Linked DNA regions of Homo sapiens: region 1 is linked to region 2. The links are chromatin loops, found by intact Hi-C in ENCODE. Cell type or tissue: left ventricle myocardium inferior. All regions are shown on one strand. Each heading gives the region's core, and the rest is flanking DNA. Links, peaks and the distances in the headings are about the cores only. Region 1 overlaps ARHGEF17 (Rho guanine nucleotide exchange factor 17). Region 2 overlaps PLEKHB1 (pleckstrin homology domain containing B1).

The links. Hi-C counts contacts between places; a loop is a spot of excess contacts. Peaks named below come from ENCODE experiments on the same cell type or tissue, not always from the same donor. Only the 100,000 strongest peaks of a DNase experiment are listed, where the experiment ranks them.
Region 1: it touches region 2 in a loop (5-fold over the local background); 45 of 110 quality-filtered maps call a loop at or near these places.

What each region holds. Positions count from the first base shown.
Region 1 is chr11:73,341,287-73,356,949 of GRCh38, reverse strand. ARHGEF17 (Rho guanine nucleotide exchange factor 17) reads right to left here. Exons shown (of 21, transcript NM_014786.4): 2 at 9,990-10,067; 3 at 3,938-4,120; 4 at 1,301-1,417; 5 at 997-1,089; 6 at 599-775; 7 at 191-241. Among named protein-coding and RNA genes, the nearest start is that of RELT, 27 kb to the left of the region's middle. RefSeq lists an enhancer at 5,895-6,396. In left ventricle myocardium inferior, for the core only: CTCF peaks have their summits at 5,382 and 5,589 (motif pointing left); a DNase peak (open chromatin) is centred at 5,569; H3K27ac peaks cover 408 bases.
Region 2 is chr11:73,650,107-73,665,769 of GRCh38, reverse strand. PLEKHB1 (pleckstrin homology domain containing B1) reads right to left here. Exons shown (of 8, transcript NM_021200.3): 3 at 15,065-15,217; 4 at 13,880-13,982; 5 at 12,756-12,795; 6 at 9,863-9,967; 7 at 4,918-5,017; 8 at 2,951-4,304. The coding sequence ends at 4,168. Among named protein-coding and RNA genes, the nearest start is that of PLEKHB1, 11 kb to the right of the region's middle. RefSeq lists enhancers at 3,802-4,644, 4,645-5,489 and a silencer at 4,568-4,739. In left ventricle myocardium inferior, for the core only: no CTCF peak of the experiment used is centred there; DNase peaks (open chromatin) are centred at 11,594 and 13,249; H3K27ac peaks cover 748 bases.

The DNA.
Region 1 (15,663 bases), core at 2,395-10,394, 300 kb after region 2:
GGGACACTGAGACCCAGGGAGAGTGAGGGCTCTTCCCCAGCTTCCCAGAGAGTCAGAGCAGAGTGGGGACTCGACCAGGGCTCCCCTCGGGGTGAAAGAGCAGGGAGACCTGCAGGTAGAGGGTGTGAGCAGAAGAGAGGACAAAGTGAGGAGGTGGGGACAGCCGGACAGATACTGGGACACTTCTTACCACTTCAATGACCATCTCCTGTCTCAGGAACCGCCGCAGAGGGGCCTGGAGCTGTGGGACAGGAGGGACAAGGCATCTCGAAGGCCAGTTATTAATCCCTATCCCCTCCAAAAATCCCAGTGATCCCTCGGCCCCACTCCATGGGCTAGGCCAATGGAAGCAGCATGCTTCCCACCCTCAATGCCCTTGTGCTGCCAGGCCACAGGACCCAAGGTCAGAGACAGACGTGGAAGAACAGACAGGTGGAGACGTGTGGCCACAGAGGCTGGCAGACATGGATGCAAACACACTGTGGTTCCGGACATGGACACAGCCACGATTCCAGGTGGCCACAGATGCACACAGAGGCCGAGTGGACACAGATGTGGGTGGGGTGGGGTAGGGTGGGGTGGGGCAGGGCGCACGCACATCCTCCATGCCCTCGATGTGAGCCTCTATCTCCTGCAGCACACGGGCATGGCGCTCCGCCTCCTCGGCACTCCGCACACCCTTGTTGATGCGCTCAGCCACCTGCTTGATGTTCCGCTGCGCCTCCAGCAGGAGTGGATGGTCCGGGTGGTCCTCAGGTGTATGCTTCAGGAGGTCCTGGGGTGGGAATGGGGAGCAGACCTGACTGCTTAGCTACCCCTGGGGCCCCAGACTGCTGGAGCAGGAGGGACTATGGGTAGACACCAAAGAGGACTATCTTTCCTACCTGTCCCCTAGGGACCCTGATGTCAGGCTCAACGAGGCAGGGGCCTTAGACCTCCTTGTATCCCCCCATGCTTCCAGGCCTTGCCCACTTGCCCACCCAGGTCCATGCCCACCTTCACCAGAAGCTCGTAGCGTGGGATCCGCTGCACAGGCTTGATCATGAGGTCAGACAGCGCCTGCTTCTCCTTGTTCTCACGCATGCTTTGCTGAAACCCATGGATGGGCATCATGTGAGGAATGACATGCCAGGAAGACTATGTCCAGGGACAGGTCCCCAGCAAGCCTCTCCAGCTCAGCCTGAGAGCGGAGGCTGGCCCACTGGCTGGGACTATGGTACCCACGCTGGGAGCTCCTGGGGCCCTCAAAGCTGGCCCAAGGTGAGGGTCACCTCCATCCCCCTGCCCTAGCCCACAGTACCTCTAGGAACTTGAGAAAGGCAGGCCTCGCCTCCTTGGCCACACGCACAGCATCCTTTGCATTGAGGAAGTTATCGATATAGGCAGAATAGATGTTTACTAGGACATCCTTGGAGAACTGTGGAGGAGGAGGCAGGTTGGGGACCCTCAAGGTGTCCCTCACCCCACCTCACCCTGTCCTAGTTTTCACTGATTCATGAGTCACCATCTTTTCCCTCCAACTAGAAATGATACAATCTCTAAGGGATCAGGCACATGTCCTGTGGCTCTAAGTGTGGTCGTGTTTAGGCGTATGTGCATGTGTACACATGGATATACGAGTGCTCATATTATCTGGGTGTGACTGTTCATGTATGCACATATGTAGACCTGAATGTATCCTGTGAGCTCAGACCTGGTTCTCTCACTTCCAACTGGGCATTTCCATCCCTAGACCTCCACCCTCACGAAGTCCAGCCAGGCAGGTCTCCCTTTCCCCATTCTCTGAGTGACACAGACTCATTCTAGCCATTTGGCCTTTGCTTATGCAGATCCCCCCACCAGGAATGCCCTTCCTCATCCAAATCTCGCCCCGCCTCAGGGCTGTGCTCCAGTTCTGCCTCCTCTCGGAAGTACTCCTTTCCCTGACTAGAGCTCTGCCTGGTACGCCACCTGGCCTCTGGCTTCTCCTGATCTCCTAGGACAAGTTCTCCCTCTCCATGAAAAGTGCTCCCATCCCACCCACAGTAAAGCCCAGCTCAGGGCAGGACATACAGCTGGTGGCTAATACCTGCTTGATGCTGATGGCGGACTAAATATGGAGGTTATTGGTAAGAAGCCTTGTCTGGGAACCAGGAAACCTGGGTTCCTGTCTCAACTGTACTGTGGATAAGCTACGTGACCACATTAGTGATATTTCTGTACCCCTCAGAGTCCTGTCTTTTTTTTTTTTTTTTGAGACGGAGTCTCACTCTGTCACCTAGGCTGGAGTGTGCAATGGCACGATCTCGGCTCACTGCAACCTCCGCCACCCAGGTTCGGGCGATTCTCCCGCCTCAGCCTCCGGAGTAGCTGGGATTACAGGTGCATGCCACCACGCCCACCTAATTTTTGTATTTTTAGTAGAGACGAGGTTTCACCATGTTGGTCAGGCTGGTCTCAAACTCCTGACCTCATGATCTGCCTGCCTCGGCCTCCCAAAGTGCTGGGATTACAAGCGTGAACCACTGCGCCCGGCCAGAGTCCTGTCCCTCTAAGGTGCCAAGTGCCCCTGCCTCTGGACAGAACAGGGCAGGGTGTGAAGAAGCAAAGGGAGGAAGACAACCCTCACCAACCACCCCCACCCTGGGACACAGCATCCTGTGCTGACCCCTCCGGGTCCAGGGCTTCGCCGTAGTCCATGGTCAGCATCAAGGTCCAGGCAGGGGGCTGAGCTTACTGACACTGAGAGTGATGATGGGCTGGAGACATCAGCACTCAATCCAAGCTGGAACCCCATCACCCCTGTCTGGTCCCATCAGTTTCTGGGTCAGCAAGGACATTCTAAGATGGTTCAAGGCCCCACCCCACAGCATAGCAAATATATTGAAACATACATCCCACAGAAATAGATATAATTTTTCACTTGTAAAATTTTTGCAAGAATTTTTACAATTTTGCTTTTGAAATTATGTGGCTCTGAGAAACCATTTAGTTTGCATTTGGCTATGATTTATCAGTCATCATGGTGTATTCTTGGGAATTCTGGCAAAATAAAATGGAACTGGAAGTTTTTCAAATGTAATTAAATTCTTATAAATACTAAATTTAACAATGAATGAAAATGGCATGCTATGTTTTACAGGCATTTAATTAAATGCTTATTGGTTTTGCTTTCGATGTTCTTTTTGAATTCTGAAGTCAATACCTTTTCTAAGATCTCACTCGCTATTGTGGGAGCTTGACAAGTGTACAGTGGAGATCTGGCCTGTGGTGAGAGGCAGTATGGGGTAGGGGAAGCCGGGGCACTGGAACCAGGCTTTCTGGAGTTGAGTCCTCCACCACTTCCTAACTGTAACTTTCATCAGGTTACCAATCTCTCCATGTCTCAGTCACTATCTTTAGAATCAGGGTAACCAACGCACTCTCCTACCAGGGCTGTTGATAGATACAACACATTTAGAACAATGCCTAGCAAACAGGTATGCTATTATGATGAAAATATCTGATGGAGAAAAAGTCAAGACTCAGCCAGCATCAACATCCAGCCCAAGTCCAGGGTCAGGACCAGGGCAGTTATTTTGGTTCCAGTAAAGATAGGGTGGAGGTCAGTACCAGCATCCATCTGAGGTCTGGGTCAGCGTCCGCACCAGCTTGGGGTCAGGACTAGAGTCACGTCAGTGCCAGCCAGGAGCGGGGTAGGGTCCAGGATCAGAGTCAGTGTCTGGCTGGGGTCGGAGTCCGTGCCAGAGTCTGGCCAAGCTTTGGGGTAGGGGAGTGTCCAAGTTCAGGTCCACCCAGGGGCTGGGGTAAGTACCAATGTCTAGCCAAGTTCTATGGTCAGATCTGGAAACAGAGTCAGTATCCAGGTGGGATGGGTGGGGGTGGGGTCCGTGGCCACATCCAGCCCCTTCCAGGAGGGCCTGTGCTTGTGGGAATTGGCAGCAGCGGGGCCACTCACCGACTGGACGAGCAGGGCTCCCACCTTCTGCTGGGCATGCCAGGTCTGCATGCAGTGCCGAACCTGCTCCAGGAATTGCTCGTGGTGCTCCAGGAGCTCGGGGATCTGGTCGAAGATCTCGTCCACCAGTGAAGGGTCACAGAGCACGGAGTTCTCTGGCTGCTTCAGCGGCTGCATGTAGCCCTGAAGGACCCACAGGGTCGGTGCACACTCCCTCAGAGATGCCGCCCCCACCACACCTACACAGGGCCCCTGTGTGAGTGCACACAGAATCACCCGGGCCTGCAGCTCAGCGCCCTGCCTTCCACATCTCCCTCATGAGACCAAGAGCTCCAGGAGGGAGATGGGAAGATCTAAGCTCATGCCCTCATCGCTGAGCCCAGGGCCTGGCACAAGATGGGAGCAAGGACGCTCAGGAAGAGGTTTGTTTAATGTATGAACAAACAGAGCTTGGAATGAGGAAAGCAAGATGGGGCTCCTTGAAAGACCTCCCACCACTAACTCAGCAAAGATTTACTGAGCACTTACTACGTACCAGGCACTGTTCTAAGAATTGGGAGACAGCAATGTATAAGAAAGACCACAATCCCTGTCCTGATAGAGCTTAGGATCTAGTCTGATGAAACACACAAACGGAAGAAATTTTTTAAAATATCATATTTCATCAAATCTAAGAAATATTTTATTTTATGACGAAGTCTTGCTCTGTCACCCAGGCTGGAGTGCGGTGGTGCGATCTCAACTCACTGCAACCTCCGCCTCCCGGGTTCAAGTGATTCTCCTGCCTCAGCCTCCCGAGTAGCTGGGATTACAGGTCTGCGCCACAACACTCAGCTAGTTTTTTATATTTTTCATAGAGACAGGGTTTCACTATGTCGGCCAGGCTGGTCTCAAACTCCTGACCTCAAGTGATCCACCTGCCTTGGCCTCCCAAAGTGCTGGGATTATAGGCATGAGCCACTGCGCCCAGCCATTATTTTATATTTAAGAAAAACTGGTTGCCAATTAAATTATGATATGCTACCAATTATAGAATGAACCCTGATTTAGGGATATTAAAACGCGAAGACCACGAGTCTCAGAATGGATGACATATGGAAATCTCGTAGTCAGTTAAAAGGCGATAATGCGGCAGGGCGCGGTGGCTCAAGCCTGTAATCCCAGCATTTTGGGAGGTCGAGGCCAGGCAGATCACCTGAGCTCAGGAGTTCGCCACCAGCCTGGGCAACACAGTGAAACCCCGTCTCTACTAAAATACAATAAATTAGCTGGGCCTAGTGGTGTGCGCCTGTAGTCCCAGATACCTGGGAGGCTGAGACAGAAGAATTGCTTGAACCTGGGAGGTGGAGGTGGCAGTGAGCCGAGATCGCGCCACTGCACTCCAGCCTGAGGACTAAATAAATAAATAAATAAGGCGATAATGGTGTGAAGATAGAGCAGGGAGGGTCGTGGGAGATCATGAGACCACATGGGAAGTTACTGGAGACTCTTATTGACACTTTCTGAACGCTGTTATACAGATTTCAGACCTGCTGGCCAGTCTGTGACTAAAACTCCCGTTATTTTACGTCAAATCTACGTGCAAAGATGTTCCCCTAGCTTTAATAGCCCAGCTCAGGGGCCGGTGCGCTTGTGGAGAGGTCGCCCTCTACTGGCCCTACGCTGTAACTGCAGGCTAAAAAAAACAGGAGGGTGTTGTTTGAAAAAGCATATGTGATGTTGCAATAACATTTATATTAAACATTTTTAAAAATCTGGCTTGTTTTGTAAAACAAGCTTGAGAAAGTAAAGCTCAACAGAATCCTCTCTCTTGGCTGGGGATTCTGAAAAGGCCGGGATGATGGTGAGGAGATAGGCAGGCAGTCTCCTGCCCACAGGTGAGCCAGCTCCTGGGCTGGGTCAGGGCCCGCTGCTCCACAAGGAGCAGGAGCAGCAGCTAAACCGCTCACCTCAGGGTCCCGGCACCCCACACAGAAGCGGGCACACAGCAGGAGGAAAGAACAAACAATGACTGAGAGCCCAATACGGAACCTGGCACAAGCCAATGCCCCATTCACTCACCAATGCTCAGCCTGCCCAGCACTGGGGCATCTCACTGCACAGACCCCCTGTGGGGCTGACACATGAGTGGTGGGAGGCAGGAAAGAAGCACGATAAATGCGTAAATTACTATACAGCATGGTGGAAGACAGTGAGTGCTACGGAAAAGAGAAGTGGGATCAGGGTGCCAAGGGGAGGGGGACTCGTCAGGGTGGTCAGGGGAAGGGGCGTTTGTTAGCTTCGAGTGTCAGAGTTGAAAATAGGCTCAGAGGGTGAGGGTGACACTGAGGAAGGGATGTAGCCCTAGGACCTAGTTTCAAATCCTCCCTCCTTCTGGCTCCTAACTTCTATTTAACTTCTTTGTTCATTTTGAACACCTGGCCTGCAGGAACAACACTTATCAATTAGTGAGGGCAGTGATGGTTCGAAGTTAACACTGGGACTATGGAGTCCAATCTCAATTTGAATACCACTGTGCTCTAGGCAGTGTAGACTAGTGGGTGACAGGGAGAACCCAGAGTCACAATGACAGGGTTTCAACCCAGGGTGTGGCACTTCCTAACTCTGTGACCTTGGACAAGCAGCTTTACTTCTCTGTGTCTCAGCTGCATCATCTGCAAAATGGGGTTTATAGTCAGGCTTATATGAATTTACTCACTGTTCTAAAGCATTCAGAACAGTGCCTGGCACATAGTGGGCACTCAGTGAATGTCAACTAATACCACTCACTAGATGGATGACCCTGGGCAAGTTTCTTAACCTCTGTGAGTCTTCGTTTCTTTGTATAAAGAATATAATATCTACCTCACAAGGTTAATACAAAGATTAAATGCAACTTTTTACCATGCTTGCAGAGCTGCAGGCAGTATGCTAAATTATAAACATGTGTCTCTAATTAACTGCACTCAAGGCAGGTCTATTATTATCCCCTCTCTACAGATGAGGAAACTGAGGCAGAGACTGGTTATGTGACATGCTCCGGGTCATGCAGCTGGCCAGGAGATGGAGCCAAGTTTGAATGCTGGTGGCTTGGCTCCAGAGTCATACTCCTGACCTGGAGCCAGACCTCAGTCCTCCTCCCACACTCCAGGGCTGCCTCCAGGGACGGTCTTTGGGTTCACGTGACACCCTCCTGTCCACCTCCACCTTGCTCACCCAACATTCTGGCTTCCTCCACCCACAGGTCCTGCACCCTCTCCCAAGTGCAGCCCTGGACGGGTCTGGGAGATTTGGCGGAGGTAGAAAGACATGCCCAAGCCCTGCCTGCTCCCAGCTCTCCACTGCTCCTGACTCCTGCCTGTGAACAGGCATGGGTGCCGTCATCACCTTTTGTTTTTTTTGTTTTGTTTTGTTTTTTGAGACAGAGTCTCGCTCTGTCACCCAGGCTGGAGTGCAGTGGCAGGATCTCGGCTCGCTGCAACCTCTGCCTCCCGGGTTCAAGCTATTCTCCTGCCTCAGCCTCTGGAGGAGCTGGGATTACAGGTAGCCTGCCACCACACCCAGCTGATTTTTGTATTTCTAGTAGAGATGAGGTTTCACCACGTTGGCTAGGCTGGTCTTGAACTCCTGACCTCAGGTGATCCGCCTACCTCAGCCTCCCAAAGTGCTGGGATTAGAGGTGTGAGCCTCCGCGCCTGGCTCACCTTTAAGTCTTCTTGATGGGAGATAGGTAGATTAGCTACATTTTGCAGGCAAACTTGAGGCTCAGAGAAGGTGAGGTGATTAGGCTAGTATCACCCAGTGAGGACGCACGTGACTTCAACCCTGGACTGTCTGACCCTAATGCCTCCAACTCTCATCTAGGGGATGGCAAAGGACCCCCTCAGGCCCCTGCCATGTCTACTCCTCCTGCCTGGCATTCTGGCTGCATCCTCCCATGGCTTCCTTGCGTGCACAGGAAAGCCCAGCTCCATGCCCAGCAGCCTTCCTTCCTGCAGCCACCTGGCCACCTCTGGTTCCCTGCTGCTCTAGGTTCCTTCCAGCCTCCTGGCCTTTGTCCCTGACATACCCTCTGCTGGGAGCCATCCCTCCGGGCTCTTTCTGCTGAAATCTACTCACCCTTCAGGTCTCAGCTAAATACCCCAACCCCAGGGAAGCCCTCCCTGACCCCGACACCAGGGTAGGCCCCCTTCTGTGTTCTCATCTCCCCATGCACTTTTTAAAAACAATAAACAAACGCATTGTATTTTATGGTAAAATACATATAATATAAAATTTACCATTTTAAATGTACAGTTCAATGGTATTAAATACATTCATAATGTGTGACCATCCAGCTCTAAAACTCTTTTTATCCTGTAAAACTGCAACCCTGTACACCCATTAAATAGTAACTCCCCATTCCCTCCTTTCCCAGCCTGGCACCCTTTCCCTGGCACCCACCATCCTACCTTCCATCTCTGAGTCTGACTACCCCAGGAACCTCATGCAAGTGGAATCAGACAGTGCTTGTCCTTTGAGACTGGCTTCTTTCACTTGGCATCATGTCCTCCAGGCTCATCCATGTTGTAGGATGTCAGAATTTCCCTCCTTTTAAGGCGTATCCCTGTTGTGTGTAGGTTCTCTGTGTGTGCACTTCTGCATCACCACATGCCACTGTGTGTTGATGTCTGGCTGGTCACTGTCAGTCTCTGCCATAGACCGTGAGCTCCAGGAGACAGGCCCTTACCACTAATGCCCCTGCACAGAGAACACTACCTGGAGCGCAGAAGGGGCTCACCGTGGATTTGTGGAGTGAGTGAATGAATGAATGAATGGTGAGTGAGTGAATGCTCTGGATGTTTCCATAGGGTGAAGGTTCTACCTTTACCCTTTGCTGTCACTCTGCCCAGCTAGCTTGGGCAAATTCATCCTCAATGGTGACTGCCAGGCCCCACTTCAGCTCAGGTCCACACTCATCCAGCCCCAGGCCATGTGTGCATCCAGGCTGTGGGCCTTCCCAGGTTCATGTCTGAGCCTGAACTCACCACCTTGCTCCAGTTGTGCTTCTCCCCTGGGCCCCACCTATCCGAGGCCAGGAGCCCAGACATCATCTTGGGCTTCCCCACCTTGCCCCCCACAACCAACCAGTTACCACGCCTGGCCTGACCAGTCCACTTCCTGAGTGTCTGTCCCCAGCACTCCCTTCCTGTAACCTCTATCCTTGCCGGATCTCAATGGCCTTGACCTCCTCTTCTGCCACCCACCTTCCCAGCTGTCAGACAGACTTCATGAAGCATGAATCAGGCCACACACCTCCCCTGCTCAAAGCCCTTCGCTGATCATCCACGGACCCTGGCAGAATCTACTGCCTCCAACTGGTGTTCTAGGCCCCCACAGCGTGGCCTCTGCCGACTCCGACAGCATAGCTATGGGACCAGCGCGTTGTGCTCTGTGCTGGCCACGTAGACCTCCGAATGTGCCAGGCCTCACTTGGCTTTGCAATGTGCTATTCCTGCTGTTGAGAAGACAGGTCATGGTGGAAGTGAGCACCTCCTCCAGGAAACCTCCCTGACCCCACGCTTAGCAGGTGCCCCTCGATGTTTCTAGAGTGCCCGTATACTCCACTACGTACTCAGCAGGGCGGTGAGCTCCTGTGGCAGGGGCTGGGCTCTCTTATTCATTCCTGTGTCTCCTGCACCTGGAACAGGGCCTGCACACAGCAGGTGCTCAATACTGAACTCTATTCAACTCATACTTCCCAGTCAGTGAATACAATGGAGGCGGCACATCAGAGGGAGTTCACGGATCTAAGTTCAGGGTCAGGGTTGCCAGGGGGACGTGGAAGAACAGCAGGGTAGGGACGCCTGCCCTGGGGTGGCCTGGCCCCTCTGCATTCTCTCTTGCCCGGGAGAAGCCTTCCTCCTTCTCTGGAATGGCCATGCTGGGGGTTCTTCATGGAAAGGCGACGGATGCCAGGGACACGGCTCTCTGGCCTCAGTCCCTTGTCCATGAAAGGGGTTTGCTCACACCCATCTGACAGCCTCCTAGGCTCAGAAAGGCCATTCTCAGGGGAGTGGGCCCCGAGCCCCACCTGCATCAGGGTGCGCAGCGACTCCACATACGACTGCTCTGTGTCCAGCAGGGTCATGGCCACGTGCTTCCGCATGTCCTGTGGGGACAGGAGCAGAGGGTGAACAGGGGTCTTTTTCCCCCCAGACCCCATCACCTGTAGCCACATGGTGCCCAGAGAACCCGCCCACACCCTCTCCCTGCCCTCCTGGCCCTTCCCTCCTGCCGCCCAGGGCTCCGGGCTGTTCCCCCGAGGCCCCCAGGCCCTCCACTCTGCCAGGTCTTTGCTCAGCTGCTCCCCCTGCCCCCGACTTACACCTCAAACACGTGGCCTTGCACAGTTAGGCACTCACTCCTCTGCCCCTGCCCCATCCACCCACTTCTTGGCTCCTCTGCCAGGCTATTGAAAAAGGGTCTTTAAAAAAATCAATAACCTTTCACATTTGCAAAGAACAATGCCTCCAGGCCAGCACCCACTCCAGCTGCCATCTCTGAAGACCCCAACTTCAGGCTCAGTGCTATGGGGACATGCCCACCTGGCTGGGCTGCCCACCATCCCTAAGAGTAGACACCATCACCCTGCTACAGAGGAAGACACTGTGGACCAGAGAGGGGAAGTCAGTGCTGAAGGTCACACAGCTGGGCAGTATCAGGGTTCAGCCAGTCTCAGACAAGGCTGGATCCCAATTCTGTCATTTAAAAACATTAACTATGCCCTCCTATGCGCCAGGCACTGTTCTAAGCATGACATATTATTCAATAATCCTGGCCACCCTGTGAGGTATATGTTATTATTCTCTTCATGTTAGGGAGGGGAAAAAGGAAACCCAGACACCGATGCCTCCAACCTATGGATCTGATGACCTGAATTACTGAGTCCCCAAGGGGTCACACAGCCTCTGCACCCACACCCCCAGGCACAGGGTGCTCATCCCTGTCTGGGATGCCTTGTGTTCAGCCCCTGGGACTGAACTTACCTGCTGCTCCTCTCCACCAGTCCCTACACCTCTCCCCTCAAAATCCCCACCTCCAGGAAGCCTTCCCAGATAGCACCAGCCCCAACAACTTCCCTTCTCTGGCAGAGACTCCACTCCAAGCCCTAGACCCCTAGACTCCACTCCTGACCCCTCTAAAGCCCTAGAGTGATCCTGGGCAAGGCCCCTAACTCCTCTAGGCTCCAGATCTCTGGGTTATTCTCCTCTCTCCCCTCCCCTCCCAGGTCTCGGCTTGGCCTGAGCATCTGTGGACCGTATCTCGGGTTCCTGCCATCAAGGCTTACTGGTTCGAGCAAGTGCTGTGCAGATGGCAATGCCAGGGTGTCCATGTCTGTGGCATCCCTCCAGCCTCCACCTCTAGTCCTTCAGGGTAGGAACTCAACCAGTGGGGCTGTCCTGGTCACTGCTATGCCCAGGGCTCATGTTTTAGTGGACCTGAGCCCAGGCCTGTCCTGCCTGACCCAGCCACTGCTCCCCCTCTGCTTGTGGCACACCCACTTCAGATCCCTTGCCCTCTGACCAGGGACTCAGGGGCAAGGCCTGTCCCCACAGTGTCCTATAATGAAGCACACTCAGAAAAGTGAGCTCCCATGCTAGGAACTCAGTGGTGGGGGTGTGAAGGACACCCCTTGGGGCAGGGAGGAAGGGGGGCTGGCTCTCCCCATCCTTGCCAGCCCACCATTGCCAGCCCTGGGCTCTGACGGGTGGGAAGGTACCTCAGGGCCTCCGGAAACAGCAGACCAGAGCCTCAGAGCCTCTGGAGACAAGCAGACCATCTATCCTCGGTACTCTTGTGACCTCTAAAAAACCAGGGCAGCTTCCAGAAGGAGGCAGTGCGAGCAAGGCTCACTGTAGGATGGAGACTTGGGAGAGCGTGGAGGGCCAGGAAGGCCTCCCGAGGACAGGCCCAGATGCCTAATCCTGCCCTACCCCACGCCAGGGACATCTCAGCACCCCACAGACATGGTCTTGCTTCAGCCTCACACTCAGCTCTGTGACACAGGTGTTGCCATTTCCACTGCACAGGTGAGGGGTCATGTCAGAGAGGTGACATGACTTGTCCAAGATCACACAGCCTGTGAGTGGCAAAGCAAGGACCAGGGTCTCTTCAGCCACCTCATGACTCTCAGGGCCCCAGCCCCTGGAGTTCTCGCCCAGACTGACTGGGCAGCCACGGGCCACAGGTCCCCAGCACTGCCCTTACTGGCTGTGTGACTGTGGTGTCACCTAATGGCCCTGTTTCCACATTCTCTTCCATGAAATGGAGCTAATAACCCCGCCCTCCCATCACCGTGAAGGCAAAGGCGGCAGCGAGCAGAGCAGCTCTGTCCACACGCAGCAGGTCACCAGTGTCCACCCTTTCTCCCCCTCAGTGAGACGGCGTGGGGAGCTCCCTGACAGCAGGGCCAGGCCAGGCGCGGCCCTGGGCCCCTCAGCCACACTCCCCCGCCCACACAACGGCCCATCAGGCCCAGCGGGCACCACAATGGTCATGGTCAGGGAGGCTTCCTGAGAGGCAGGGCTGGCGCTGTGCCTGATGCCGGGAGGCTGGGGTGACACGGGGAGGCTGACGCTGCAAATGCCCGCCTCTCCCAGCCTCCTCCCTGCGGCAGAGCACAGCGGCCTGTCACTCAGCTGTCAGGTAAAGACACAGAAAACAAGGCCAGCTCCCTGTCACTGCGCGAGCAGCCCTCTACACGTGCCCACCACGGGTGTAGTGTGCGGGGGTTGCGGGGGTGGACAGGGGAGGCAGGAGGCAGACAGCGCAGCTGTCAGCCTGAACAGCAGGCCCACCTGTTCCAGGCAGAACAGCCCTTCACACCCAGCCTCCCCACAGCACCCCTCATCCCTCACCAGCCCCATCCCCAGACCTTCGCTACACCGGGCACTGAGGTGGGCACTGGGGGATACAGCAGGAAGACAGAGGGGGCCACTCCTGGGATGACTGGGGCATCACAACCCAAAGACTGAAACCCTGACGGGCACAGTGTGAAGACAGACACGCACACAGAGACGCCATAAAGGCAAGCCGCCCCACACAGAAATAAAAAACGCAGCCAGGTCACGCAGCTGAGAACCAGGCCCGCCAGCTCAGAGACTTGAGGCTGTGGAGAGACACATCATTGCACGGGGAGGGGACAGAATTACAGCCCCCACTGGGGCCGGGAGCATGGCACAGAGTCCAGGCCCAGAGACACACAAAGACAGGGAAACAGCCCCAAGACGCCTCCCCTCCCCTGCAGGGGTACACACACTGAGCGAGAACGGGGACGCTGCTGTTCCCACCGCAGCATGACTCCTCCAAGGGCCAGCAGGCCCAGCGGCAGGGAGAGGATGGCAGTGGGGGTGCAAAACTGACTCTACTTTCCAGCACACACATACACCAGGGCCACCTCAAGCCTAAGAGGAGGGCTGGGAAAACCTCTCCTTCCTGAGCCTGTGGACCCAGGATAACACTGGCGACAGCCTCAGCTTCTACAGGCACTTCTGCAAGCGGAGTGCCACCAGGCCTTGACCCTCAGCGCCCTGCCAGCCACACCACCGCCTGCCAGGGTTCCTCACCGGCAATCTCCAGGTCTCCATCCCCGGTCACAGAGAGTCCCTGCGCCCCATGCCTCCCCTCCCCCCACCGTCTCCTGGGTTGGCTCCTGGGTCGGCTGAGTTCTAGGCCATGGCCCAGGTCCCTGGCTGCCCCTCCCCCTCCCCGTACCTGGGCCTCCCCAGGCTCCTCGGCGTCAGTGCTGCTGCCCCCGGCAGGCTCCCCGGAGGCGGCGGCTGGGCCCATATCGCGCATGTCTTCCAGCGCGATGGTGAACTGGGCCAGGGTCTTCACCATCTGCAGCATGCGGCCGGCCAGCCGCTGGGGCGGGGGCGCCGGGGTGGCGGCGGGGCGGGGGGCGGGGGTCAGCGCGGAGTCAGGGGCCGCCTCCCACTCTCGCTCCCTAAGGGCTCAGCCCGGCCGCGGCGGCAGCCGCAGTGGCGGTCGCGGTGGTCAGTTCCAGCGTCGATCTGAGCGCTGCGGCCCGGCCGCCGGCGGCGCTGCTGCCTCCTCCGCGCTGGGAGTGCGCCCGGCGAGCCAGGCGCGCGCGGCCCCGTTGTGGGGAGGAGGGTCCCCGCCCTCTCCGCGCCGCCCCATCTCCCCCAGCACGCTCTGGGCTGCCCTCGCACCCGCCCCTTCCCCCACGCGGCAGCGTCCGCTCACGGACCCATCCCCCGCCCCAGGACACAAGTCGGCGCACACCCGTGGACAAAGGCGCCGACATGTACTTTCCGTCCGCACCTGTACCCAGCGCCGGCACACGCTGAACGCAGCTTCCCACCGAGGAGCCACGGAGCACGGGACACACACAGGGGCACGAACACACCTACACGGAATAGGCCACGTTCATGGAAACCTGCCCTCAGGCCTGGACCCGTATGCACAAGGGGGTCAGGCCAAGTGCACCCACATCAACACAGTCCCTTACAGACCTGAACCTTGACAGAAACGAACATGATCCATCGTTGCGCCCAGACAAGTGCTTCTGTGTTTACATAACTATTGCCAGCAGAAACAGGCACATATGTCCAGGCTCGGACATTTAGAGATGTGCACACATACACATCCCTGGTCTTCCACCCAAGGGAGGAGCTCTTGGGCCTGAAGGAGGGCAGCTATCACTCAAATCACCCACCTTGAATCATCCCTACCCCTGCCCGGATCCAGCTTGTCCTGTGTCCTATACCTGGGACCATCTTGGAGGGTTCCAGTCCTGTCCCTGTCCATCCGCCCCACCCCTAGACTGTGCTCCCACTCCTAGACTGTGCTCCCACCCCTAGACTGTGCTCCCACCCCTAGACTGTGCTCCCATCCCTAGACTGTGCTCCCACCCCTAGACTGTGCTCCCGTACCTAGACTGTGCACCCCTAGACTGTCTCCAAGCAGGATCCTCATAACGTGCTGCTTGAAAGCCCAGAGTGACAGCAGAACCTATCCTAGACTCAATCTGGACTGAGGGGTGGGGGCGAGCAACCTGCTTTTGCACCAGCTCCCACCCAGCAAGATGGGGGGGCTCTGAAGCACCCTGCAGCTGTGCCTCAGCCCTGGCCAACTTCATGCCTTTTAGTGTGCTGCACGCTGCCACGCTCACCAAGCCCCCAGCTGACTCCTTCTCCCAAACCTGCTTTCCCCTGAGTTTCCTGCACAGTGGACATCCTGACCCCATAGCTCAAGCCAGGCCCATCTGTCGACTCCTCTCATCTCTTTGCTTGATGTGCTCCAGCCACTTCCGTTTTAACTTCCAGAAACTGACCATGCCCTCTCCTGCCTCAGGGTCTTGGCCCATGCCTTTTCCCTCTCCTAGTAATGCTTTTTCTTTTCCTTTAAGACCAGTTTCGGGCGGGCGCGGTAGCTCACGCCTGTAATCCCAGCACTTTGGGAGGCTGAGGCGGGCAGATCACCTGAGGTTGGGAGTTCGAGACCAGCCTGACCAATATGGAGAAACCCCATCTCTATTAAAAAAAAAAATACAAAATTAGCCAGGTGTGGTGGCGCATGCCTGTAATCCCAGCTACTCGGGAGGCTGAGGCAGGAGAATAGCTTGAACCCGGGAGGCGGAGGTTGAGGTGAGCTGAGGTTGCGGTGAGCTGAGGTCGCACCATTGCACTCCAGCTTGGGCAACAACAGCGAAACTCCATCTCAAAAAGAAAAAATACCAGTTT
Region 2 (15,663 bases), core at 6,876-14,875:
TTGTCTATGAGAATGAATGTCTGTTTTTGTGTGTGTGAGATCGAACTTCCAGGTTCAACCATGTCCTTCCTTTGCTTCAAATTTTTTGGAGGCATTCCATGGCCTGGAAGTTAGTATATAGTTCAAGCTCCTTCCCTGGCATCCAAGGCCCCTGACGGTTTGACCTTGCTGACCCCCGTTTCCACCCATCACACTGCAGATCCAGCCTCACCCAGAGAACTCTCGGCACTGAGTGCTGCTTTAGTTCTTGTTTCCTCTTCATCTAAGTTAGCAACTCCCACAAGACGATAGTTGGAAGAGCATTTGTCTTTACATCTAGCTTAAGACACTTCCACCCATACCTGAGTTAAGGGCTGCTTTCTCTGTGACCCTACAGCCTCAGGGCTACCAGTTCCCACAGCCCATGTTGTCATAGTCTGTGCCCATGTCTGGGATAGACAGACAGACACACACACACGCACGCACGCACATGCACAAACTCCTTGAATGTAGGGCCCAAATCTCATTCATCTTCCAGTACCCAGCTCTCAGCCCTGTCTGCCAACAAAACTTCTCAGGAAAGCATTTGCTAAAGGAAAAGAGAAGAGATATTTGTGTTATACAGTTGACCTCCTCTCTGGGAATTACTTTCCTGCCAGGTAATGAGCCACACAGGATTTATAGTGCAGAAGCAGTGTGGTGTGGTAGACAAGGTCAAGTGACCTGCATTTGAATCCAGATTCTGACACAGCATGCATGACTTGGACAATCTACTTTCCTTCTCTGCATCTGTTTCTTTGTAGGTAAAATAAGAATAGTAACACCAGGCCCATGGGGTTGTTGCAAAGACCTATGAGATAAAGCAGGGGAAGCTTTGGGCAATGAATGGCAATGTCCCCAGCTCTGTCTGATCTCAAATGCCCTGCCCAGCCAGCTCCCTGATCCTTGTTTAACCCACATTCTTGGGAAAGGACTCTAGATAGCTTGGGCTCTTCCTACATATTGATCTCTAAAAGTCCTGAGACTGTGCCGGAGAGTAAGAGGAAAGGTCATTCCCAGAGCCAAACTCAGAGATGTCCCTGCAGGAGCATGCAGGACACCCTCTAATGAGATGGCGTAATGGGGATGCCACTAAAGGACTGACAGGGTAACTGGGTCCATCTGGGAGAAAATTAAGGCTGAGGCTGGGCTGAAGGTAGTGAGTTATCTCAATTGACTGTTCATAGTCAGTTACAGATCAAACTCTGTTCTCTCTCCCCACTTCTCACTGCTGCAAAGGAAGGGAAGGAAAGGAAAGGGAAGGGGAAGGGGAGGGGGAGGGGGGAGTGGGGGAGGGGAAGGGAAGGAAATGGAAGGGGAAGGGAGGGGGAGGGGGGGAGGGGAAGGGAAGGGAAGGGAGGGGGAAGGGAGGGGAAGGGAGGGGAGGGGAGGAGGAAAGACAAAAATAGAAAAAATTAAGGCTGTGAGGAGGAGAAAGGAGGGGAGCAAAACAAAAGAAAAAATTAAGGCTGAAGTTCCAAAGCATGGACTGGGTCTGATGCACTGCTGGGTCCCCTGAACACAGTACAGGCCTTAGGATACCCAGGGTATGTAACCTCTGACTGCACAAATGCTAACAGACCTTGGTTTTCTCAAGAGGCTCCTCTTGCATCCATGCTTGTCCTTAAGCCGGGGCCACATACTGGACTATGCCCTGTGTTCAGTAGCCTGGCCCAAGAGGTTCCTTATAGTTTGACCTCATCCACCACCTCTCACCATGCGACCTGCTATAGCATGAGACTGGTTCCTGAACTTCAGGGTGCTCTCAAGCCTCTAATGCCTTTGCTCATACCATTTCTTCCATCTGTTCTCTGTGTGGAAAGCTCTCCCAACTTTTTCAGATTGGCAAACTCCTACTCATTTTTCAAGGTTCAAAATAAATTTCCACTTCCTGTCCCAAAGCTTTCCCTAGTTCCCTTGGCAGAGTTGCATGCCTCCTCTTCAGAGCTCCAACTGCACCACGTTCCTCTGTAACTTCATTCAATCATTGCTGTTTTTATACATGTCTCACCTCTAAGTTGGTGTCTCTGGAACTGTGGCTGAGGTGAATACCTGATATTTTTGCCAACCAGCTTTCATCTATTCATCCTACTTCTGGGAACAGTGCCCTGAATTTCCTCTGGGACACCATCCCACCCCTGCTGTAAGCCCTGTTATTTTAGACCATCCGTTTCCAGACCACTGGGGTTGATGCAGGGATGGCCACAGGACCCAATTTAGACTGATGTCTACCAGGCCCAGGACTTTCAGTCATACTGTTAGAGGAAGAGAAATTCTCTTGGTTGGACTTGAACTCAGGAGGGCATTAGCCTGGAGCTGCTGAACATCACTGCAGCTTCCAAATGAGCCAGCCCTGCAGGTGTAAAGATGGAAACAAAGCAAAGTCTAAGTGACACTCTTTGAGCCCCTGGATCACACAGCTCTTGGACTTCTCAGTTATGTGGCTTAACCTTTTCCCTTTGGCTTAAATCAGTTTGAACAGGGAGTTTCTATCTGACAGCCCCAAGAAGCCTGATGCAGGATGATGGTGTTTCCTTTCCTGACCACCTGGTTTTCTATGAGAACAATTCATTGATTCAACTCTAGAAGGATGGGAACCTACTGGAAAAGACTCCAACATGAACAGGATTCTCAGAAAGCAGGCAGGACCTGGCTTGGATCATCCATCAGCTCAGACAACAGAGACTCCAAGGCAGTCCCTCCTCTTGAGCCCTCAGGAATGGTCAACTTCAACCAGCTACCTTAAGTGTAGGGAAAACAAAATCCAGAAAGGTTAAGTGACTTGCCCCAAATGACTCAGCTAATATGCTGTCACCAGTTCCAACTGATCTCAGAATCCACACTCTTTTTCACTAGACCAGTGAAGGCACTAGTAGCTGCTGGATCATGGAGAGGGAAACAGGGCCTTCTGGGGGAACAAAGCAAGCCACAGTTACTGCTAGAGCCAACCAAATCTTTATTAGTCTCGGCAGCAGAACTAATGGAGCCCCCATTTACAGGGGAGCTTTAGTGGGCTAGTCTGGCTACCAGGCAGGGATGTTAGCATTTCTATTGGTGATTGGGATAGAAAGGGGGAAGAGACTGGAAGGGAACCAAAGGGGGAGACTGGTGGACCACCTGAGGGCAGGCACAGATGGGGCTTCCTGGGCTGGTGTAGAGGTGGATCAGGCCCCAGAGGAGAACACTGCCATCTTATTCAGAATGAAGGATGAGACAAAGCCTGAGAGGGTGACAGTCACAGCTACAAAGAGAGGGCCGAGCTCCTGGTGTGAGAGGCATTTCTGGACGGAGGCAGCTTTCTAGGGCTGGAAGTCTCAAATAGAACTCACCTGTTCCCCAACCAGGGGTCCCCAGGTTCAGCTCAATTGTTATCATGGGTACCAGCCAGGAAGCTGTTTGTGGGAAGGATGGGACTTGACTCAGGAGTGTTTTAGGTATGGACATGTGTCAGTATTCACAAAACAGGCAATATATTCATTATAGATGCAATCATGAAACTTCCCTCCAGAGAAGGCTCACATCTCCCCTTTCACCTAGGAAGCTCCTTAGCTTGAAGGCCCACCACGGTCTGATCCCAGCCTCCACCCCAGCCCAAATGAACTCCCATTTAATTCCTTGGACATGCCATGACGTTCACGGCTCTGCATACTTGCCAATAACTGTTCTTCCAGCCTACCTGTCTTGCTCCCTGCCCCACCTGTCCTTGTCAAAGGACTGATAACTCTTCAGCTTTGTCAAGTCCTTGTTTACTCCTGTTCTCCCCACCAGGACTCGAGCTCCCTAAGGAGAGAGCAGAGAGCCCGATTCATGTTGTGTCTACAGCGCCTGGGGAACTCGAAGCCAAATGAAGTCGTATTTGCTGTGCCCTGTTGTGTTTAGAGGAAATGTATCCATAAATGTCTATAACAGATTTTGGGGGTGTCTAGTGGTAGATGTGAAGACTTCAAGCGATGTTTGTACCTGTGATGATAGCTTCTTCCCATGTGGGGATTAAGGGTAGGGAGTGGGGGGAATGGTCCAAACCCGGAAGGAGCTAATGGAGAGGATAGGGCCAAAGTGGGACAGGGCTTGGATGGTAGAGGATGGGGTCCAGGAGGAAGAGGAGTCTAGCAATCCAAGCGCAGGGGTCAGTGCTCCGAGTCCCAGGGCTCAGAACCAGCAGGGCGACCACATGAGCGAGCCCAGCGCCGCCCCAGTGGCGGCTCCCGCAAGCATGCCCATGGCCAGAGGGGCGCCGGCGCTGTAGCAGGGATCCTCCCGCACTATCACGTGCGTCACGCCAGGGCCTGCAGAGGGAGACAGCCCATGAGGATCAGCGACTTAGGAGGGAGTAGAGTGATCTTCGTACCCTTCCTGCATCACTCCAGCCCAACCCAGTGTAAGGCGCCGAACCCACTCTCCTGCTCCCCAGTCAAAGAACAGATCTAGACGCGGGAAGAGCTCCACCCTACGGCTCCCAGGCCTTGGATCGGCTACGGATGTCCCGGAACCTACGGGTCCGCTACGGCAGGCTAGGGCGGAGCAGCGAGGAAACCCTGAGATCGCTAAGCACAACCACCAGGCGCCTAACGATGGGCATTCCCAACCGCCAGGCCCCAGAGCGGGGAGGAGGCAGCATTCCCGCAGTAGCCACCAGGGGCCGCTACCGGCTCAGGAATGGGTATTGCCGACCGCAGGGCTGAGGAGCCATCCCAGAAGGGTGAGGTCAGCTCGAGACGAACGCTGGTTCCAGAGCTCTCCCAGTCTCAGGATGGAGAGGGGCTTGCGGAGAGTTCTGCCTGGGAAAATCCGTGCACGCTAAAAGGATGAAGCCTGGTCCGGACTTACGGACCGTGGGCTGGGCCTGGCGCTGAATCGGTGCTGGATCGAGGCAAGCCCCGGGGCACGCTGGAGACTTACCTGCGTAGGGCGGTCCGTAGTAGCTGCGGACATACGTGGCCTCGTGTGCATTGGGGGGCACCACCTCGTAGTAGTCTTGGTACGGGCTGTAGACGCGCACCTGGGGAATCCAACCATGTCAGGTGCCCAGGAACTCCCTGGCCCGGATTTGGTCCCCTACCCCCACGCCTGGCACAGGCCTCTCTGGGATCCATGGAGCCACCTCCCCAAGTTTAGAAATGGGCCTCCAGCCACTAGCAAGCTCTTGGAGAAAGGCCCTGCCCTCCCCACAAGGTCCACGGTCCTCTAAAACTTCTGCCCTACATCCAGCTCCCAGTGACACCCATTCTCCAACTCTGGCCTCCCACCTAGCTCAAAAAATTCTCTATGGCTCCCAATTTCTCCTTATAGGTAGTCTAATATTTGCTAGCAGCTCTACAATAATGCCACTTGAAAGACCCAGCTCTACTAGTCACAAGGAGGGGAACATGGCCAAGCCCCAGGCCCAGGAAATAAACAGGGGTTGGGGAGGAAGGAAGGGAAAGGAAGGATAGGGATGAGAAGTAACTAAAATACAGTTATGCGTCTTTTAAACAACAGGGATACAGTCTGAGAAATGCGTCCTTAGGCAATTTTAGTTATGTGAATATCATAGAGTGTACTTACAAACAAACCTAGGTGGCACACACCTAGAGTATATGGTATATCCTATTGCTCCAAGCCAACAAACCTGTTCAGCAGGCTACTGCCCTGAATACTGTAGGCAATTGTAACACAATGGTATTTGTTATCTAACTAATCATATATAAATGTAGAAAATGTAATGCATTGCCCTACGACATTATCATGGCTACAACATCACTAGGTGATAGGAAATTTTCAGCTCCATTATAATCTTATGGAACCACCTTTGTATATGTGGTCCATCATTGACCCAAAATTGTTAGGCTGCACTAGGCTGTAACGATTATTGAGCACCTACTATGTACCAGGTCCTGAAGGAAGTGATCACGTGTGTTACACCACCTCTAATCCTTAAAGCAGGTATTAGCTCCACATGACCATAGGGTTGGGGACTGAGGCTCAGAGAATGGTCAGTGTTCTCTCTGGAATGCATTCCCTGCCCTCCCCTCTCTCCCATTAGATTTCTGCCAACCCTTCAAAGCCTAGCTCAACGGTCACCCACTCCACTCCAGGAAGCTCTCCTGGTCTCAGGAAGAATTTTTTTTTTCCCTGAATTCTGTGGATCTTGCTTGTGCCTCTTGTTGCTATCCTTTCTCCTGGCCTTTCTTGCAGCCCAAATGTGAGCTGCTTGTAGACAAGGACTCTGATTTGTTTGTGTCACCAGCAGGGCCAAGTGCATACCAGGAACCAAGAACTATGTGCTGAATTAAATGGAAACTCCAAACCCCTCATTTTACCCATGGGGGAGCAGACCTGGAGAGGGGTCAGGATCCCCTTCTCTTCTGGATCTTTCCTCTTAGCCCCATTCCACCCTGTATCTCTCTCTAACTGGGATTCACACCTGAACAGTCCAGCTCCCCTTAGAAGTCCAGGTGTCTCAAACTCCACTCATCTCAAGATGATTGCAACATTTCTCCATCTGCTAAAACTGTTGCTTTTCCCATAAATCTTTTTTTTTTTTTTGAGACAGAGTTTCATTCTTGTTGTCCAGGCTGGAGTGCAATGGCATGGTATCAGCTCACTGCAACCTCCGCCTCCCGGGTTCAAGCGATTCTCCTGCCTCAGCCTCCCAGGTAACTGAGATTACAGGTTCCTGCCACCACGCCTGGCTAATTTTTCTGTATTTTTAGTAGAGACAGGGTTTCACCATGTTCGCCAGGCTGGTCTTGAACTCCTGACCTCAGGTGATCTGCCCGCCTTGGCCTCCCAAAGTACCCAGCCCCATAAATGCTTCTCTCAGTACATGCCATCACCATGCACTCAAATCAAGAAAGGCTAGGCACAGCGGCTTATGCCTGTAATCCCAGCACTTTGGGAGGCTGAGGCGGGAGGATTGCTTGAATGCAGGAGTTCAAGACCAGTCTGGGCAACATGGCAAGAACCTGTCTCTACAAAAAATTAAAAAATTAGCTGAGTGTGGTGATGCATGCCCGTGGGCCCAGCTATTTGGGAAACTGAGGCAGAAGGATCACTTGAGCCCAGGAGATCGAGGCTGCAGTGAGCAGTGTTTGCACCACTGCACTCCAGCCTGGGCAACAGAGGGAGATCCTGTCTCAAAAAAAGAAAGAAAGAAAGAAAAAGAAAGAAGGAAAGAAAGCAGGTTGTTGCCCTTGTCTTCACACATCTGCTTTCCACACATCAGCCACCAGGTCTCGTGATTTTATCTTCTAAATGTGTTCTTCTGCCCATTCTTTTGGCCAATTCCAAGATAATAGGCCACTGGTTTTAGCAACTTGGAAGTTGTGAGTGACCTTGAAAAAACTTTTCAGAGGAGTTGCTGAGTAGGAAAAGCCAAGCTATGGAGGGTTGAAGAAAGGCTGAGAGGTGAAGGATGCAATCCCCATGTCATGACATCTCTTTCAAGAAGTTTGGTGGTAAGGGGAAGGTCTCCAAGCACACCTTGTGATTTCAAATCTCCATGCCATTTTCCTTTGCTAGGGATATGCTTCTCACCTCATTCAACCTGTCTTTCAGACTCAACTCAAGCATCACTCTCCCTGAACCTCAGGTTCTGTTGGGGTCCCATCTGGACACTCACAGCCCTTGGATGTCCCTGCATCACAGCACCGATCATGCTGTCTTCACGTTGTTTCCCTGTGTCTCTCCCATCAGACTTGGAGATGCCTTTGAGGGCAGAGACTGGGTCTAATCAGATCTGACTGGAACATGGCAGGTACCTAATAAATGTTTATTGAATTCATTCCAGTGAATCAAATACAGGGCCAGACTGGAACTAAGGTTGCCCAACTCTGAGTTCAGTTTCAAGTCAGGGAAAACATATAGTCCCAAGACAATGCAAGAGGCTCAGACAAGCAATGTCGTAAGTCAGTGAACTCTACGGTGCTCCCTCCCCATCAGTGATCCAATAGGGATTTCTGGTAGGCAGTGCCAAGATCCAGGCTCCAGGCCCAAAAGGGGTTGGAGGGATCTAAGCTCTCAGGTCCAATTTTATTGGTGGGGAAGTTGAGGTCCACAGCCTCCACCTTGCCCTGCTGCTACACAGTGAGCCAGTGGCCTTGGGAGGCCCTGGAGAGGGTGGAGCACCCCATATCCCTCGAGGGCACCTGTTTTTACTCTCCACGTCTGGGAGGCCCAGAAGTAAACTCCTATAAGTCACCTGGCAACAAATAGGGACAGCCCAGAGACCCATGGGCAGAACCTGAGGGTTTGAACCTGCCTCTCCCTCTCCAGAGGCCCAGCTACTTTGTGGGTACAACCAGTGTTGACCAATCAGGGGGTCACATGCAAATGACTCCCCTTAGCTGAGCTGTTGTGTTATTAGGTTTACAGTCTGTTAAATCCTAGTTTTTGACATCCCCACTTTAAACAAACTTGCATCCTAGTTTGGGCATGGAAAATACCTCAGAACGATGGGCTGGGAGTCCCAGACCTGCCATTGATGAGTTGAGTGACCCTGATCAAGTTAGGTAACCTCTCCAAGCCACTGAGGATCTAACAGTGCCACATCTATACAATTTGGTGGCCCAGGCACTTCTAGGCTTAGTGATTCTGCACATCAGAGTCATCAGGAGACAATTTTTTTTTTTGAGATGGAGTCTTACTCTGTTGCCCAGGCTGGAGTGCAGTGGGGTGATCTTGGTTCACTGCAACCACGTCCGCCTCCTGAGTTCAAGCCATTCTCCTGCCTCAGCCTCCTGAGTATCTGAGATTACACCATGTCTTGCTAATTTTTGTACTTTTAGTAGAGATGGGGTTTCACCATGTTGGCTAGGCAGGTCTTGAACTCCTGACCTTGCAACCTGCCCGCCTCAGCCTCCCAAAGTTCTGGGATTATAGGTGTCAGCCACCAGGCCTGGCCAGGAGACAGGTTTAAACTACAGGTTTCCTAGGCCTAGGCCCCATGCCAGATTAAAACATCCAGAGGTGGAACATGAATACTTGTTATTAGTGCTTGTAAGTTCCTAAACAATCCTGATACATAGCCACACTGAGCACCACTGTGTAAGATGAGCTCAGAGTTGACTATAAGATCACAGGTACTCTCACTCAAGCCCCCTCCTGCCACCCACCCCATGCCAGGCCCTGTGCTGAGTTCTGGGGACAGAGAAAAGATTCAGGCCAGATCCTGCCTTCAAGAAACATTGAGGGTGAGGGGAGACAGACCTAGACTAAATTAGACTATGTAGTAGTATTGCTATAAAGGAAGTTTTTCACTCCCTCCTTCCTTCCTTTGCTCACTCAGTGAACATTCCCTGAGCCCCACTGTGTAAGAAAGGTCAGCATAGACTCCCCATCATCGAGCACTAATTGAGCATGTGCCATTTACCTAGCCTTGTGCCAAGTTCCATAGAGGCAGCGCAATCAGGCCTCATTCTTGCCTTGGAGGAAGTTCTAGGCCTCATGGAAGACTACACAGACAGGAATAAACCAGCTCTGAAACCAGGCAGAATGAAGAAAGCACTAAGCCTTGGTGCCGCTAGGCTGAGGGAGGGAATGACGATGCCTAGTGGTCTAGGAAGTCCCCACTGAGTAGGTGGCAGGCAGCCTTTGAGGTGGGCCTTACAGGATGAGCATCAGTTTGTCAGGTGAATGAGGAAACTGAGGTCTTGTCAGCAGAGGGAACAGCATGTGCGAAGGCTGGCAGAGGGAAAAGGTCTGGTGTGGCTGGGGACAGAGGGTACAGCAGAGCAGCTGGTTTGTGTCCTGTGGGTGATAGGGAGCCATGGAATGTTTGTCACAGGGAAGGGATGGACTGGGCCTGGTTTTGGAGGCTCATCCTGGTGGCCAGTATGGAGGCAGGGAGGGCCGAGCCAGCACTTACCCAGATCCGCCTCTCAACCTTACAGGGGCTCCACGAGCGGGTCACACACCTGACCTTGGAGCAAACCCGGCGGCTCCTGGGAGGGACGGTGGCTCCAGCTGGGGCCTGCTCAAGCCACAGAAACCCAAGAAGGAGGAGGGAGGGAGGGGGTGTCAGAGGCCCTCTACACCTAAAGAGACTCAAGAGCTCTTTCCAGACCCTACCAGAGCCCTCCGCCAGCTGGGCTGTGGCAGGGAGCATCCTCTTTCTCCTCAGCTCATGGTAACGGGGGAGGCTCAGAGAATGCTGATGACTGCCAAAGTTACGCAGAAAAGAAGGACAAGTAGTCTCTTTCCAGAATTAGCCCACCCTCCCCTATTTCATCCTGCTGGGGTTCCCAGTCTCCAGGGAGGACAGGGCGACTCCCTTCTGTCCTCTAGCCCACCTGGTCCGCTTCACCCCAGCCTCGTCCCTAGCTGTGCCCCCAGGCCCTGTGTTCCCAGTAAAGCTGGTGTTAGGGGCTCCTGGAGCCTCCACCTGGAGTGAGGTATGAACTCCAGCATGTCGGAGGACAAAGGGCAGGTCATTCCCACACAGGCTACAGAGAGAAGCCCATAAACAGAGGTGAACACACAAAGATAGGTAGACACAGGCACAAATACACCCCGACTCTAGTAAGCCCGGGCACAGAAGGACGTGTATATGTGGAGTAGTGGGAGGTAGAATAGAGGCCAGGGCAGAGAGAAGGGTCAGCAGAGCCACAGGAGATGGACAGGCAGAGAAGGACGAGGCCGCTTCATAGAGTCACAGAGTGCAGACAGTCACCCTTGCCTCCTTCCCTCCGCCTCTCTTTGGTGGAACTGACTTGCCCCACATAAAGAGGCTTTGGAGCTCAGAGCCAGGGTAGCCTGACCTGGGTCCCTCCACCCTGCAGACTACTGCTGTAGCCTCCTTACTCCCAGCTTTCTCCAATTCACCCGCCACTTGGAAGCCTGAGTCTGCTCCCCAAAATCTGACCACAGCCCTCGCTGCTGAATGCCCTTTATTGCTCCCTACAGGCCTCAGGGAAAGTCCATTTCTTCCAACTGGACTTTGAGGCCCATCATGAGCTGGCCCCGATGACCTCAGAGGTCATCTCTCCTGTTTCATTCGCCTCATGAATTGCTCTCCAGCCAGGCAGACTCTGGGCCCTTAGACGCATGCATATGTGCATAAGCACTTGTGCACACACACATGTGCACACATCACTTCTCTGTCTCTGCTCATGCAGCTACTTCTGCAGATAACGCCCTCCTCTCAAAATCTCACTGACCTAGGTTCCATGGTAGGCTTTTCCACTGACTTAAGAGTATAAGCTTTGGACAAGTCACCTCCCCTCTCTGAACCTCGGCTTCCTTATCTGTAAAATGGGACTAATAATACCAACCCCCACCCAGCTGCCCTGCCAGGGTTGTTGGAAGATGAAATGATGTCACTGCTGCCAGGGGCTTAGCATGATGCCTGGCACTCAGGACGTGGATGCCTGAGGAGGTTTCTAAATGCATCCAGGTCTCCCCTGCTACTTCCCAACGGACTTTCTCTATAGGTGAGAGGGGGCTCCATTGTGCCATACAGAGAAAGAGCAAGCACAGATTCTGGAGTCAGGCAGATGGGGGTGGAGGCCAAGCTGGGCTTTGGGCGGCTCTTCAAACCGCCACTTCCATCAGTCACAAGCTCTGTTGACTCCATCTCCTAAATATGTCCTGTACTCATCAGCCTGTCTCGGCCAACAAGGCCTTAATCCAGATCTCCAGTCTGTTGCCCGGACACTGTCCCAGCCTCCTAAGTGGCCTCTGGGTGTCTGCAGTTACCCTCTATAATCCATTCCCTACCTACCAGCCAGACTATCTTTTTTTTTTTCCTTTTTTCTACAACAAAATTTCATAAACTGACAGACTACCCCCTTTTTTTTACATGCCCCAACGTTACAACAATTATCTTTTTAAAAATATAAATTGAACCTGATCTGATCATGCCATCCCTCTGTTCAAAAACTTGTCATGGCTCCCTGGTGCTCTTAGCAGAAACCAACATCCTTCATACAGCCCACAAGACCTGGTCGTGCCAACCCTCCTTCCCTCCTTACCCACTCACTCCCTAAGCACCAGCCACCCCAGCTGTCCTTCTGTTCCTCAACTTGCCAAATGTCTTAACCTCTCTCAGAGCCTTGGCACATGCTGATCCCTCTGCCTGGAATGCCGTGCCCTTTACCCGATCCCCACACCTTTCACCCAGTCAATTTCTGTTTATCCTTCAGTCCTCGGTTTAAGCCTTGCCTGAACTACCACCTGGATGAAAGGGCCAGACACTGCAAATCTCTGTCAGAGCTGTTATTACTATTGAAATGGAATAATTAATTAGTTGTTCCATGTCTGGCTTCTCATTAGGCTGAGTCCAGGTGGGCAGAGCCCATATCTCCTTGGTTCACCTCTGATCCCTGGCACTTGGCACACCACCTGGCCCATAGTAGCAGCTCAGTAAATATTTGTTGTGCGGATGAATGAGCTTCAGTCTTATCATCTGCAGAGAGAGAACAATAACCCCAACTTCACAGGACTGTTGTGAGGAGCAGCTGGAATGATACCTGCACCACACCTGGCACATAATAGTTGCTCGATAAAAGACAGTTCCTTCTCCCCAGCTCATGTGCCACTCCCTCCAGCAAATCTCCATGGAGGCTTCTCTCTCTCCTCTGAGCACCAGTTGGCTCTCCCTTATCCTTTCCCCGAACACTTGGGACTCAGGCATCAGAGTTTGCAGAAACCTATCCACATAAGACTGAGAACTTCTGGCAGGTGGAGACCGAGTCTGAGTCACTCATGATTCCATGGCACATGGAGGTGGTGGGGAAAGGGGGAGAGAACGGGAGACTCACCGGGGTGGAGTTTGCCTCCAGCAGTGCTGTCTTCCATGCTCTGCAAAGCAAATCCCACCAGACCATGAGGAGGGAGTTTGGGGGTGGGTGAATTGGGCCCCCACATTTTAGACTTTCCTCTCCAACCCAGCCTCAAGCCCAAGTCTCTCATGAAAGGAGAGATCTCTTGTCTCCCTCAGGAAGACAAAAGTGACCCCTCCCCTGCCCCAGTCACATGGATGGAGCACTAAGTTAGGCTAATTCATTCTTCTCGTCCCCTCTAGAAGTTCCAGTTTCCTCATCTATACAGTGGACGGTTGGGCTTGGGTGGTCTCTCAGGGGATGTCAGATTCTGACACTCTTGGGTGGGTGTTGTAGCCCAGTCCCCCTCCACATCCCAAATCTACAAACAAAACACTTCCCCAAAGCTCTGACCCCAGAGCCTCAGGAAGGCCCAGCAGACACGGGACAATGGGGCCTTTGTTGGTTGCCATGGCACCTGGCTGGGTTGGACAAGGCGGCTCTGTGCTGTCTGCCTGGAGCTCAGCTTCCCCCACTCCCACACACCCATCTCTTTCACTCTCCTCCAGCGCAAAGGCCATGTACCCCTTAGCCAGAGGGTAGGAAGGGACGGAATGTGAGCCAGCAGATGGTGCCTGAGAAGGACACACCCAGGCTGGCCACGTGGATATGCATCTGACATTGGGGTGCCCCTGCCTGGGACGCAGCTGACTGCCTTTGTAGGCAGGTCCAGGGCTACCCCTCAGATCAGAGTCCCCCACCAGGGCATCTTCTAAGAAGGGAGCAAGGGTGCCACTAGGCTGCTCTGCTGCTTTGCATCACCCTCAGGTGAGGGCTCACCTCAGAGGCCGCTAAAGACCAGGAACCAGATACCTGAGGCAGGTGTGCACACCTCCCCCTCAGCAATCCTGAGTTCACTGTAGACCACATGAGGAGTTCACTGTGTGCCATGCCAGTCACCACAAGCCCTTCAAATCCACTCCACCCGCCTCCAATAAGACTCCCTTGCTGACTGGCCTTAGTGCCCTCTTCCTACGGTCAGAGAACCAGAAGGCCCAATGAGAAGGGGGCACATGGTAACTTTCCCCGAGATTCCACCCCATCCTCTCCTGGGAGTGACTCACAGGGCATCATCCTTGGTCTCCGCACAGAGGTGCAGGCGGCCGCCTTCCCGTAGGTTCACAGTCAGCAGGCCATCTCGGCTCCGGCCCTCTGGGGGCTGCACATCTGGAAGCAGACACACATATATGGGTTTCCACAGGCACAAGCCCCAGGTCCCCCCAGTAAAGCAGGGACAGGAATAGGAATTGACTTCTCTGGGCTCTGTTTACTGGCCACTGCCAACCTCCTCTGATCCCATATACTCTCTGAGGGATTCCACTCTACGTTTCCAACCTTTCCAACCTTTCCATGCTGAGGCTTCCCTCAGCACACCTCCCAGTTACCCTGTTAGAACTGTGGCCTGGGCCTTGGTGGAGGAATGTGGAGATTTGCTGTGACTCTGGGCCACTTCGCTTCTCTGGGCCTCCTAATTTCATTTCGTCTTCATCCAGTACCGAGCGCCTGGAGGGCAGGAACTGTGCCTGGCTCACCTCTGAGACAGCACAGAGGAGAAAGGCACTAAAGGACTGATTTTTCTTTTTCTTTTTTTTTTTTTTTTTGAGACAGGGTCTAGCTCTGTCCCCCAGGCTGTAGTGCAGTGCCATGAACACTCACTGCAACCTCTGCCTCCCAGGCTCAAGCAATCCTCCCACCTGAGCCTCTTAAGTAGCTGGGACTACAGGTACACACTACCATGCCCGGCTAATTTTTGTTTGTTTTTGTTTTGGTAGAGACGGGGTTTTGCCATGTTGCCCAGGCTGGTCTTGAACTCTAGACTCAAGTAATCTACATGCCTCTCAAAGTACTGGGATCATAGCTTACTGCAGCCTTGAATTCCTGGGCTCAAGCAATTCTCCTGCCTCGGCCTCCCCAGTAGCCATATGTGACCGCATCTCACCAATTTTTTTTTTTTTAAGAGACAGGGTCTCGCTATGTTGGCCGGGCTGATCTAGAACTCCTGACCTCAAGTGATCCGCCCGCTTCAGCCACCCAAAGTGCTGAAATTACAGGCATGCGCCACCACACACAGCCAAGGACCTATTTCTTAACTCACACCAAACTGAATTGGAGTTGACAGAGGCTCAGAAGCAATGTCTGTGAAATGCCTCTGAAAGCTGCAAAAAGACTTCCAACAGCAAGTGTTCTCGGAGACAGCGGGAGGCTCTGCCCACAGTCACGGTGCCACAGAGGAAGGGGCTTCTGCTCACCATGGCACTCTGGGCCGATCTTTATGTCACGGACATTGAAGTGGATGAGCACACGGTCCTCCTCGTCCTGCGCTGTCTCATCGTGGTAGTATCCCAGGGTCCCGTCCAGCCACAGGGCAAACCAGTTCCGCTTCCAGCGGCGGAGGATGGAGCCTGTACGATATTCCAGATGCACTAGGCAGGCTGATCCCAGAGCCTGCTGGGAATAGAAGCCCCAGACAGACTCCCAAGTCCCCTCAGCCTCAGTCCCTAGTGTTACAACCACCTTTTTCTTGTCTACCCCCTGAAATGAGGGCAGGACCTCTTTCTGTCTTGTTCACCTCCTGCCTCCCATTGGGTCTGATGCATAGCAGAAGCTCGATACACGTGCTGAACAGGGAAATGAGTGACTGGGCCCATTACTTGGAAGCTTCTAAGGCCAAGCCCCAGGTCTCTTCAAGGGCAAAGACCTCTCCCTACCTTAAGCCTGCATCTTCTCTCTCTCTGTCTTTGAGACAGGGTCTTGCTCTGTCACTCAGGCTGGAGTGCAGGGGCACAGGCATGGCTCACTGCAGCCTTAACCTCCTGGGCTCAAGTGATCCTCCCATCTCAGCCTCCCA